Linked DNA regions of Homo sapiens: regions 2 and 3 are each linked to region 1. Evidence: chromatin contacts called from ENCODE Hi-C or POLR2A ChIA-PET data. All regions are on one chromosome and are shown on one strand. Each heading gives the region's core, a stretch centred on a gene start or an enhancer-like site at or near the end of the contact. The rest is flanking DNA. Distances are from core to core; before and after follow the strand shown. Region 1 has its middle 29 kb from the start of LINC01548. Region 2 overlaps IFNAR1 (interferon alpha and beta receptor subunit 1). Region 3 has its middle 23 kb from the start of IFNGR2.

Region 1 (3,398 bases), core at 99-2,598:
TCATGGTCTATTTTGCATGAAATCTCTTATACATGATTTTGTAAAGAAGGTTATAACAATATTTTTCTAATGATGTTTGTTTGCAATAAAGTGATTGTAGAGCAAGATAATCACTTTATTGCAAACAAGCATCATTGATAATTATTTAGATACATTCATGCATCCTTAAGACAACCCTTCAGATATGGGTAGATTACATTTTGAGACAGCAGGGTGAGGTCTGTAGTGGGTCTATAAGCCAGTTAGCATGATAAGGGTAACCGCCATCATCCCAGCTCCAAGGCTGTAAGTAAGGGATGTATGGGACAAGAATCTGTTTGCCTGGGGAGGCTGAGGATGCGCCACTGTAGTCAGAATGCTATTGTCTAACCGTGGGGTTGATGAAGCACATCTGGTCCAGTGAGTTGTTCTCTGTGCAAATCCAGGCTAGCCAATCAGCAGAACTGCCAGGCCTTGGGTGTGTAAAGTTGGGACAGGAGAGGGGGGAATCAGAGGGAGGAGAGTCTATAAGACTGGTTTCAAAGATGTCTGGAATGGCTCCACTATCTTGTCCTTAACATTTGCCATTCTCCATTTGGTGGCCTCTGCAGATGGCTGCCAGCCACCCTGCATGTGTCTATCTTCAAGACTTCCTTCTATATCTAGATATGTGAACTTGCAGGATCTGCTGAAGGCAGGGACTCAGGTCTGAATTTCTTCCCATCTGAGCACACCATGGATGTGTGCCAATGTGGTGGTAGGACAAAGACTTTAAACCATTGACTTATTATGGGAGTCAACACAATGGGCAATCTAACCTATAGAAAACAACAGAAAAACATTTTGAAATGTATACATGTTTGAAAGGCTACTATATATAGAAGTCTTATCCCTCAGTGCCTCTGGGGGATAGGATTCATATATATATATATATTGAAGCCCAAATATCTATATGTTGAAGTCCTATCCCCCAGTACCTCTCAGAATGTGGCTGCATTTGGAGAAAGGGCCTTTAGGAAGGTAATTAAGGTAAAACGAGGTCATGGGGAGAGGGGGCTTTAATCTGATATAACTGATGTCCTAATAGGAAGAGGAGATTAGGACACAGACACAGAGGGGTGACCATGTGAAGACTCAGAAATCCGCCATCTATGAGCCAAGAAGAGAGATCTCAGAAGGAACCAATTCTGCTGACACCTTGATTTCAGACTTCCAGTCTCCAGAACTGTGAGAAAATACATTTCTGTTGTTGACGTCACCCCTCTATGGCAGCTCTAGTGGAATAATACTAATAACAGTTGCTGTCTTAGCAGGGCCTATAGCTCCTTTCATGTTAGGAAACGGCTCCCTCTGCTGGGTCTTTGTGTTAAAAGCCAAATGATGCCCTGAAAACAATGACTCATGTTTGGACGGTGCAGAACAAAGTGCTTAGATTCTTCTTTTACAGAATCTATATAGAATAAAGAATGTAGAATCTTTGTAGAGTTCTTTGTAGAATCGATCGCCTGTAATCAGGGTTGATATTGACAATATTTAGCAACTGTTGCGGCTCTCTACTGTGTCTGCCATTAACCCTGTGGATGCTGGACTGTGAGGCTGGGCTGGGGATGGTCCTGGGGTGGGACTCAGTGGACAGGGTAGTGTGGGGAGGATTGAGATGGGGACATTCAGGGAAGTGACTGTGTACCAACCAGTGCAGAAGGATCAACCAGGCTGGAAGATACAGTCTCAAGGCTGAAGATCCGTGTGTCATCATAAAAAAATAGTTTCCTAATATCTGTTCTATAAAACTATCTTTTTATAAAACATCTTCAACTTAGTCTATTGCTCCTGGAAAGAGCCCACAAACAAATATGCTCTTATAAGCAAAAAATCTCTTCCTGGTATGGTTCACGGCTCTCCAAGACATATTCCTTGTCAGTCGGATTCATGCTATTATCCTCACTCTCCTCCTGGCAGTCAGGTTGTGTTGCTGAAACTATAAACACCGCAAGTCTGGAGATAAGATTTGGTGAATTGCAGTTAGAATGTTGAATTTTCTATCACTTTCCGCCTTGTGTTATTGCTACAAAACCAAACCTATCTATCACGCAGCAAGCGCTAACCACAGCAGCCTCTGTGTTTCTACCCTAGTTTTTGATTCTCTATTGTCCTAGTCTCTTGCAGACTAGAAATTGTAAGAGGAGGCATGGTTAATTGAGGGTGGGGTAGAAAGAAGGAAAAGAGGAGGCTAGCAGGGTAGAAACATAGATGATATTGACACATTGAGAAGAGATTGCTAATCTACCATCGTCATTGCTGGGACTCGAGAAGGGCCTTACTGGGATCCAGCCAGGATTAGCTCAGCCACTGCTGCTGTGGTTAGGGTTTGCTACACGATACTCTTTTGAACACATGCCATGGGGACAGTTCTGCACTTCTGCTCCCGTCTGTGGTGTGACAAGGCCGGCTCTGTTCCCTTTTTCCTTCTCAGTCTTAGCTTTTGAGACGCCATGAAACTGACAGTACTGGTTCTGATTATGTGCAAAAACTGGATTCCAACTGCCAAGCATTTCTTTCTCAACTTCTGATTAGCTGCAACTTAGTAGTCATTCAACCTTGAATAAAACAATTTCACCTGAATATAAAAACACGTTTAAAATTAAGAAATTGCTTGCTTACACAATATATTATTCTTTCTTTTTCTGGCATCTTCCTTGCGGTTTAGATGTCATATCGTAACTTCTCCTTCCCCAAAGGGTCAATCCAACTCTAGTGTCTTGTTCCATGTGGGTCTTTTGTTCCTTCCACCCATAATCTAAAGGTCCCAAGGCACTTCCCCTATCCTCCCTCAGCCAAGCTTCATCCTTGGGCTCTGCCCTAGAGTAACTCAGCTGACATCTTAAATATGTCTGATCATGCTAGTTTGTATAATTCCTGTTTTCTGCATGCAGACTATGTGTTTTTCCTAACACACCAGCAAATATTTAGTAACTTTAAATTTATGTGCCAGTATTTTGCAAAGTGCAGTGGGGGGGTACAAAGAATTGAAAACCTGATCTCATCAACTGGAGTTGACTACACATATGTAGGTACGGGAAAGAGTAAGATATAGAGGGTACCACCTGTAGCTGGAGTACCTCCAGCACCGGGCGATGCTTCCCACTTCTCTCCTCTGTAATGCACAGGAAACATTATATTTCCAAATATGATGCATTCCCATGGGTAGCAGTTGCTCTGCCTCTTTCCCAACCAAGAAAGCCTATGGAATTTAGGGATTGTTGGGATGTGATCAAAGGGACAACCTTAAATATCCACTGTTTCTAAGAAGGATCCTTGTTTAGACACTTAGGAACAAATTAACTTATCCCCCTTATCCTGCCCAGCATCCATCAGTGGGTTAGGGAGGTATGGCAGAGGATGGCTGGCAAAGATAGGGC
Region 2 (3,908 bases), core at 1,306-3,805, 150 kb before region 1:
CAGGGGACATTTGACAATATCTGAAGATGTTTTTGGTTGTCACAACTAGGAAGGAACACTACTGGCATCTAGTAGGCAGAAACCAGAATGTTGCCAAGCATCCTGCACTGCACTGGACAGCCCCCTCCCAAGGAACTATCCAGCCCAAACGTCAATAGTGCTGAGAATCCCAGGTTTAGATGAATACATGGGAATCATGTTAAAAATGCAAATTCCTGAGTTCCATCCCCAGAGATAATGATTCAGTAACAATAGGCTCAGGAATCTGTATTTTAAAAGCAAACTGGGGCCCAGATGCAGCTCACCCATAACTCTACAGTGCAAAACATGAAAAATGCTCATAATCTTCATTTTGTTAATATCTGAGTTAATCACATTTTTTTTTTTTAAAGACAAGCTGTCAGTCACTCTGTCACCCAGGCTGGAGTGCAGTGGCACGATCATGGCTCACTGCAGCCTTGACCTCCCAGGTTCAAGTGACCCTCCCACCCCAAGTAGCTGGGAATATAGGTGCACGCCACCACACCAGGCTAATTTTTTAAAATTTTTATTGAGACAGGGTCTCCCTATGTTGCCCAGGCTGGTCTCAAACCCTTAGGCTCAAGTGATCCTCTCGCCTTGGCCTCCTGAAGTGCTGGGATTACAGGCCACTGCATCCAGCCCACATAAAGTTTAAAAATTTCCCCCAAATTTTACATTCAAGCTTTATTTACCCAAATCATAATTATAACTCTAAGTTACAAAATTATACTATACAGTCTTTTTACCTCAGCATTTGAAGTGTTTTCCCAAAAAATAATTTCATAAATCAGTGGATAATCCTGGATCACAGGCGTGTTTCCAGACTGTTTTGGAGCACCGATATAGATATGGAATGAATCACTAAGGGATCTAATGTTAAAGACTGGAGGAAGTAGGAAAGCTAGAAAAAATTTGTAAAGAAATAATGTTCAATTAGAAAAACAATTTTAAAAACTTGCACCAGAGAATTACAATCTCCAGTAAAAACTACTGCCTTACCTTGTATTTCAGTATCAAACTTTATCTCTTCAGACCAAAAAGATGTGTTATTTCCATCAGATGCTTGTACGCGGAGAAGGTAAATTCCTTTTTGGAAAACGTTTTGAGGAAAGACACACTGGGTAGTTTTGACATTTTCACAGTCAGGTATTTGTTTCCATTTATACAAATGGTTTCCAGGATTCCTTTTTAAAAAGGCGCTTTTAAGACAAATATTTTTTAAATTCATTAGATATTTATTAAGTATTTACAATTGCCAGACACTATGTTAGGGGCTAAGGTTACAGAAATAAATAGTATCCACACTCAGGAAACTCACAAACAATGGAAGAGATATGCATCTAACATAAAAGAAAACCAAAGACTGTTCCAGACTGTGGTCATGTTGTGCTCTGCTGGAGGTGGCTCATATCAATATGCAAGAACATCTGTTAGTTAGAATTTCCAGGAATGCTGCAAGCTGGTTTATTTTTTTTGGCTTTTTTTTTGAGACCGAGTCTCGCTCTGTCACCCAGGCTGGAGTGGAGTGGTAGGATCTTGGCTCACTGCAACCTCTGCCTCCTGGGTTCAAGCAATTCTCCTGCCTCTGTCCCCCTGAGTAGCTGGGATTACAGGTGCACGCCACCAGGCCTGCCTAATTTTTGTATTTTTAGTAGAGATGGGGTTTCGTCATGTTGGCCAGGCTGGTCTTGAACTCCTGACCTCAGGTGATCCACCTACCTCGGCCTCCTAAAATACAAACTGGTTTTTAAAGAAAAACCATTACTAAAAATTAAGTTATATAAATTTGCAAATAAAAAATTGTTTTAAAGACAGAGGTAATAAATAAATTCATCTTGTCCTAATTATTTTACTACATTTTATTTTCTAAGCTCTTGGGGCTATCTTTATCTATTGTAGCTATATGATAGTGGTGTGCTACTGTGCATATGTTCCCAACTCCATATTCAGGGACATCAGGCTGGTGGCTTGAAAGTGGCCATGGTGGGAATATTTATATCATAAAAATCAGCAAACACTACAAAATAGGACTTTTTCTTTCTGGAAAGCCAGCTGCTAAACATGCGCCAGCATACCAATGGACACTGATTAAGTGCTAAAATAGAGACACACTGCGGGGTTATAAGAGCAAGTATAAGTACGAGACTAAAGAGGTTAAGTAACTTGCCCAGAAACCAACAGCTAAAAGCATCTCAGTTCAAGCCCAGAACTCTAATAGCCTCCTGACTGGTTTCCTTATCTCTCTTTAGTGTCTCCTTAGTCCACTCTCCCACATACCATGTCGCCGCATGCACCTTCCTCAAATCCAGAGCTCAGGTTAACTATCACCCCAACACAAAATCCCCAAAAGCCTACAGGACAGCCTGAGGTTGACCCTAATCTTGTCCCATTCTACTTATTCAGCTTTCTTCCCATTGCCACCTGGTGTCCAAATGTTCTGCTACTCTAGAAGGACATCCTCCCCACTGGAGAAGGCAAAATTCTGAGATGGCCCCCAAGATTCCTGCCCCCTGGTGTACACATCCTGTATAATCCCCTCCTCTTGAGCATGGGCAGGACCTGTAAATACGATGGAGGCCCTCCTCTCATAATTAGGTTACATTAAGTGGCAGAAGAGAAGGTATTTCACAGATGTAATTAAGGTCCCAAATCAGTTGAATCAAATGAGAGACTATTCTGGGTGGGCCTGACCTAATCAGATGAACCCCTTAAAAGAGGATCTAGGCCAGGCATGGTGGCTCATGCCTCTAATCCCAGCACTTTGGGAGGCTGAGGTGGGCAGATCACTTGGGGCCAGGAGTTTGCGAACAGCCTGGCAAACATGGAGAAACTCCGTCTCTACTAAAAATACAAAAAAAATGGCTGAGCGCGGTGCCTCACGCCTATAATCCCAGAACTTTGGGAGGCTGAGGCGGGTGGATCACCTGAAGTCAGGAGTTCGAGACCAGCCTGGCCAATACGGTGAAACCCCGTTTCTACTAAAACTACAAAAATTAGCTGGGTGTGGTGGTGCACACCTGTAGTCCCAGCTACTTGGGAGGCTGAGGCAGAAGAATCACTTGAACCCAGGACGCGGAGGTTGCAGTGAGCTGAGATCATGTCACTGCACTCCAGTCTGGGTGACAGAGTGAGACTCCGTCTCAAAAAAAAAAAAAAAAGGATCTAGAGGTCAGACTCTCCCTTCCTGATGGCCTCTAAGAAGTGAGCCACCATGAGCTCTAGAAATAAATTCTGCCAACAACATGTGAGCTTGGGAGCGGCCCCCAAGTCTTGTATGAATGACTGACTCCTTGACTGCTTAGCAGAAGAGCCAGCTAAGCCACGCTTGGACTCCTGACTCACAGAAACTTTGAGACAATAAACAGCTGTTTAAGTTGCTAAGTCTGTGGTAATTAGTTACAGACACAGAAAACTAACATCTAATAGTTGTCTACTTAAAAAAAATCTGAATTAACAATCAAGGCCTTGTTCATACCTTATCTCTTTCCTTATGGCTTCTTTGGTCTCTTTAGCCCCTATTCACCTTTACATTTTCAATTTCTGCAACCCTTATAATTTGTATACCACTCTTTAGTCCTAAACCACACAACACTTTGCAATGTTGGCTAACTGCTTTCAATTTTTGAACCACGTTTGATTCTGCTGACTCTTTCCATTTCTTCAGTGCTTTGTACAATATGGTAAGTACCCAAAAGAAGCTTAGAGATCAGCTATCAGAAATACCTCTCATTATCTATTTGGTGACCCTATTATTTATTCACTTCTGAAAGTGAGGTATACACAAAAGACTACTGAACAGTTTCCTGATTGGTTTGTGAGGTTATATATGCATTGTGGGGCACATATGCACATAAATGCATTTGCATTCTACCAGTCACCCTTGGTTC
Region 3 (3,541 bases), core at 805-3,304, 180 kb before region 1:
TTTTTAGTAGAGACAGAGTTTCACCATGTTGGGCAGGCTGGTCTTGAACTCCTGACCTCAGGTGATCCACTCACCTCAGCCTCCCAAAGTGCTGGGATTACAGACATGAGCCACCACACCTGGCCTCTGCTCTTTCTTTGAAGTTCAATGTCACTGGAGGACATCTGATGGATTGAGGGGTGAGGAGAGCTTGGCTGAGGCTGATATAGGAAAGAACAGTAGGGGCCCAGGATCCCCCCAAGGCTGGATGTCTGGAGGGGTAGGACCAAGGGGAGCCTGAACAGTGGACCTGGAGCAGAAGTCACTTGGGAAGACCGTCATCTGGGGCAACCTGTGAGGGACATAGCCCTGCCAATGCGTGATGAGGTGCCTTCCAGAAAGTGGCTGCTTGTGATTCGAAAGTGGGCCCCTAGACTGGGAGTGGTGGCTCACGCCTGTAATCCCAGCACCCAGCAGTTTGGGAGGTCGAGGGCAGTGGATCACTTGAGCCCAGGAGTTTGAGACCAGCCTGGGCAATGTGGAAACCCCCATCTTTACAAAAAAAAAAAAGAAAAAAAAATTAGCTGGATGTGGTGGCTCATGCCTGTAGTCCCAGCTACTCAGGAGGCTAAAGTGGGAGGATTGCTTGAGCCCAGGAGGGTGAGGCTGCAGTGAGCTGTGATTGTGCCACTGCACTCCAGCCTGGGCGACAGAGTGAGACCATGTTAAAAAAAAAGACAAAAGAAAAAGAAAGTGGGCCCCTAAAACACTGCTCATAATCGCCCCCAAAAGTGTCAACAAGCCAAATGTCCATCAACTTATAACTAGATACATAGCATACGATGTATCCAAATGGTGGAAATTATTTGGCAATAAAGAAAAGAAGCACTGATACACGCTTCGACATGGACCAACCTCAAAAATGTGATGCTGAGTGAAAAAAGCCAGTCATAAAGGTCATGTATTGTATGATCCTCTTTATGTAAAATTTCCAAAATGGGTGCATTCATAGAGACAGAAAGTACATTAATGGATGCCAGGGGCTGGCAGGAGGGGAGACGAGGAGTGACTTTTAACGGGTACGGGACATCCAGCTCACAGATGCTCTGCATAATTAGAGGTCACACATTCCTCCAGCATCCTCCGGGGTCTTGCCATTTAATCTCTGTGGCCCCATCATCCATGGGTTTTGTTTATGCTTTAAGACCAGCTCTGTGTGGAGGAGTCTCTGAAGCATGGGGGCAAGGCAGGAAGAAATCGGGCCAACCCAGCCAGAGGGAGGACCAACCCCGAAGTGTCCCCTTTGACCAAATGTGGATTTCCGGGAGCACAGACCTGGCTGCTGCCCCAGGCGTTGGCTTCCTGTCTTGCCAAGCCTCTGCCATCCTGTTGTGTGAGTCAGAGCGAGTCACAGCGGAGGGCGTGGGAGGCCTGAAGATAGCCCAGCCAGTGTTCTCAGCTCGGCTGCATGTTAGAGACACCACGCATGTTTAAAGACTAGTGTGGTGGAGAGTAAAACTTTCTACTCTCTGAAGGTTTGATAATTGAGTCTATGAAGTAAACTGACAGTGGACAGATGACAGTCTCTCCACTAAAACCATTTTAATTATGTGTATACGCATGGAAGTCCCACCAAATCTGAGGCTCAAAAAGTCCAGATGATTGAGGTTTATACAGTATTCTGTTTGGGTTTTTTGTTTTGTTTTGTTTCAGAATCTTGCTCTGTCACCCAGGGTGGAGTGTGGTGGTGTGATCTCGGCTCCTCACTGCAACCCGTGACTCCCAGGTTCAAGTGATTCTCCTGTCTCAGCCTCCTGAGTAGCTGGGATTACAGGCATGTGCCACTACACCTGGCTAATTGTTTTTTGTATTTTTAGTAGAGACAGGGTTTCACCATATTTGCCAGGCTGGTCTCAAACTCCTGACCTCAAGTGATCCAGCTGCCTCTGCCCCACAAAGTGCTGGGATTACAGGTGTGACCACCATGTCAGGCCTTATACAGCATTCTGCTCTACAGAAAGGAGTAGAGGCTTGAGGCTTCCGGGGATTAAGCAACAGCAAGTCATGGCAGGGAAAGGGAAGTAAGTGCTTGGTGAGCAATCCCTGTCCTGCTCTGCAGAGAAACAGTCTCTGAGCTAATAGAGGTATTAAAAAAAAATAGAGATATCCCAGGCCTTCTGCCTGATACAATTTACCGATGTAGATTTCCTTTGTAGATATAAATTTTCTTTACAAAAGGACAGCTTTTCAGCTGTTCCTGTGCCTGTAGTTTCTCAAAATAACCAGCTCAAAATATGCCAAGGAAGTATATTTTGGCATGTTCTGATCTCCTATGGCCATATTTTGGGTGGTTTGTCCTGAGCCGAGGCAGGTGGATCACCCGAGGTCAGGAGTTTGACACCAGCCTGGCCAACGTGGTGAAACCCCGTTTCTACTAAAAATACAAACAATTAGTTGGGTGTGGTCGTGCCTGCCTGTAATCCCACCTACTCGGGAGGCTGAGGTAGGAGAATCACTTGAACCCGGGAGGCAGGATAATTGCTTGAACCCAGGAGGCAGAGGTTGCAGTGAGCCGAGATCACGCCATTTGCACTCTAGCCTGGGCGACAGCGTGAGACTCCATCTCAAAAAAAAAAAAAAAAAGTAACATATCAATTACATGTTAACAGAAACCACATATTTTTCATGAAAAATATATTTTCCAAAACAAAAAAGTATTCTTTGATAAAATTGCTCAAAAAAAAGAAAGAAAAAGAAAGTGGGCCCCTAAAACACTGCTCATAATCGCCCCCAAAAGTGGCAACAAGCCAAATGTCCATCAACTTATAACTAGATACAAAGCACGCGACATATCCAAATGGTGGAAATTATTTGGCAATAAAGAAAAGAAGCACTGATACACGCTTCGACATGGACCAACCTCAAAAATGTGATGCTGAGTGAAAGAAGCCAGTCACAAAGGTCATGTATTGTATGATCCTCTTTATGTAAAATTTCCAAAATGGGCGTATTCATAGAGACAGAAAGTACATTAATGGATGCCAGGGGCTGGCAGGAGGGGAGACGGGGAGTGACTTTTAACGGGTACGGGACATCCAGCTCACAGATGCTCTGCTTAATTTGGAGGTCACACATTCCTCCAGCATTCTCCAGAGTTTTGCCATTTAATTTTGATTTATGTATTTTGAGACAGAGTTTCGTTCTTGTCGCCCAGGCTGGAGTGCAGCGGTGCGATCTTGGCTCAGTACAACCTCTGCCTCCTGGGTTCAAGCGATTCTCCTGCCTCAGCCTCCCAAGTAGCTGGGATTACAAGCATATGCCACCATGCCCGGCTAACTTTTTGTATTTTTAGTAGAGATAGGGTTTCACCATGTTGGTCAGGCTGGTCACAAACTCCTGACCTTAAGTGATCTGCCCGCCTCGGCCTCCCAAAGTGCTGGGAATACAGGCGTGAGCAACCGCGCCCGGCCAAAATTGCTATTCTTTAAAAAGAGATTTTAAAACATCTCTTTAGTTTCTGTCCTAATAGAAGGAAGCTGGGTTTTTACATCTGCTCTGCTCT

The links. Hi-C counts contacts between places; a loop is a spot of excess contacts on that map. ChIA-PET counts read pairs that join two places held with the same protein, here RNA polymerase II (POLR2A). Pooled maps may share reads with other maps.
Region 2: a map of transverse colon shows a loop between it and region 1 (3-fold over the local background). The contact joins two enhancer-like sites. A Hi-C loop is called at or near these places in 9 of 168 maps with a recorded cell type or tissue (CD4-positive, alpha-beta T cell, GM11168, endothelial cell of hepatic sinusoid and 5 more), 1 of 37 single-sample maps with no recorded cell type and 3 of 50 pooled maps. POLR2A ChIA-PET finds 5 or more read pairs at or near these places in 5 of 52 experiments (Caco-2, GM12878, OCI-LY7 and 2 more).
Region 3: a loop to region 1 is called in a map of heart right ventricle, with 7 times the contacts of the local background. The contact joins two enhancer-like sites. A Hi-C loop is called at or near these places in 74 of 168 maps with a recorded cell type or tissue (A673, CD14-positive monocyte, CD4-positive, alpha-beta T cell and 44 more), 31 of 37 single-sample maps with no recorded cell type and 41 of 50 pooled maps. POLR2A ChIA-PET finds 5 or more read pairs at or near these places in 9 of 52 experiments (CD4-positive, alpha-beta T cell, CD4-positive, alpha-beta memory T cell, GM12878 and 6 more).

What each region holds. Positions count from the first base shown.
Region 1 is chr21:33,197,886-33,201,283 of GRCh38, reverse strand. No RefSeq gene overlaps it. Among named protein-coding and RNA genes, the nearest start is that of LINC01548, 29 kb to the right of the region's middle. Within about 2 kb of position 1,348, at least 4 of the 41 ENCODE cell types and tissues checked have a DNase peak (open chromatin) inside an H3K27ac peak, as active enhancers do; they include CD14-positive monocyte, OCI-LY7 and heart right ventricle, where a contact is called at or near this core.
Region 2 is chr21:33,346,403-33,350,310 of GRCh38, reverse strand. It overlaps IFNAR1 (interferon alpha and beta receptor subunit 1), which reads right to left. Exons shown (of 11, transcript NM_000629.3): 7 at 1,021-1,220; 8 at 768-922. Among named protein-coding and RNA genes, the nearest start is that of IFNAR1, 23 kb to the right of the region's middle. Within about 2 kb of position 2,555, at least 3 of the 41 ENCODE cell types and tissues checked have a DNase peak (open chromatin) inside an H3K27ac peak, as active enhancers do.
Region 3 is chr21:33,378,549-33,382,089 of GRCh38, reverse strand. No RefSeq gene overlaps it. Among named protein-coding and RNA genes, the nearest start is that of IFNGR2, 23 kb to the left of the region's middle. RefSeq lists enhancers at 1,527-1,686, 849-2,048. Within about 2 kb of position 2,054, at least 35 of the 41 ENCODE cell types and tissues checked have a DNase peak (open chromatin) inside an H3K27ac peak, as active enhancers do; they include CD14-positive monocyte, OCI-LY7 and heart right ventricle, where a contact is called at or near this core.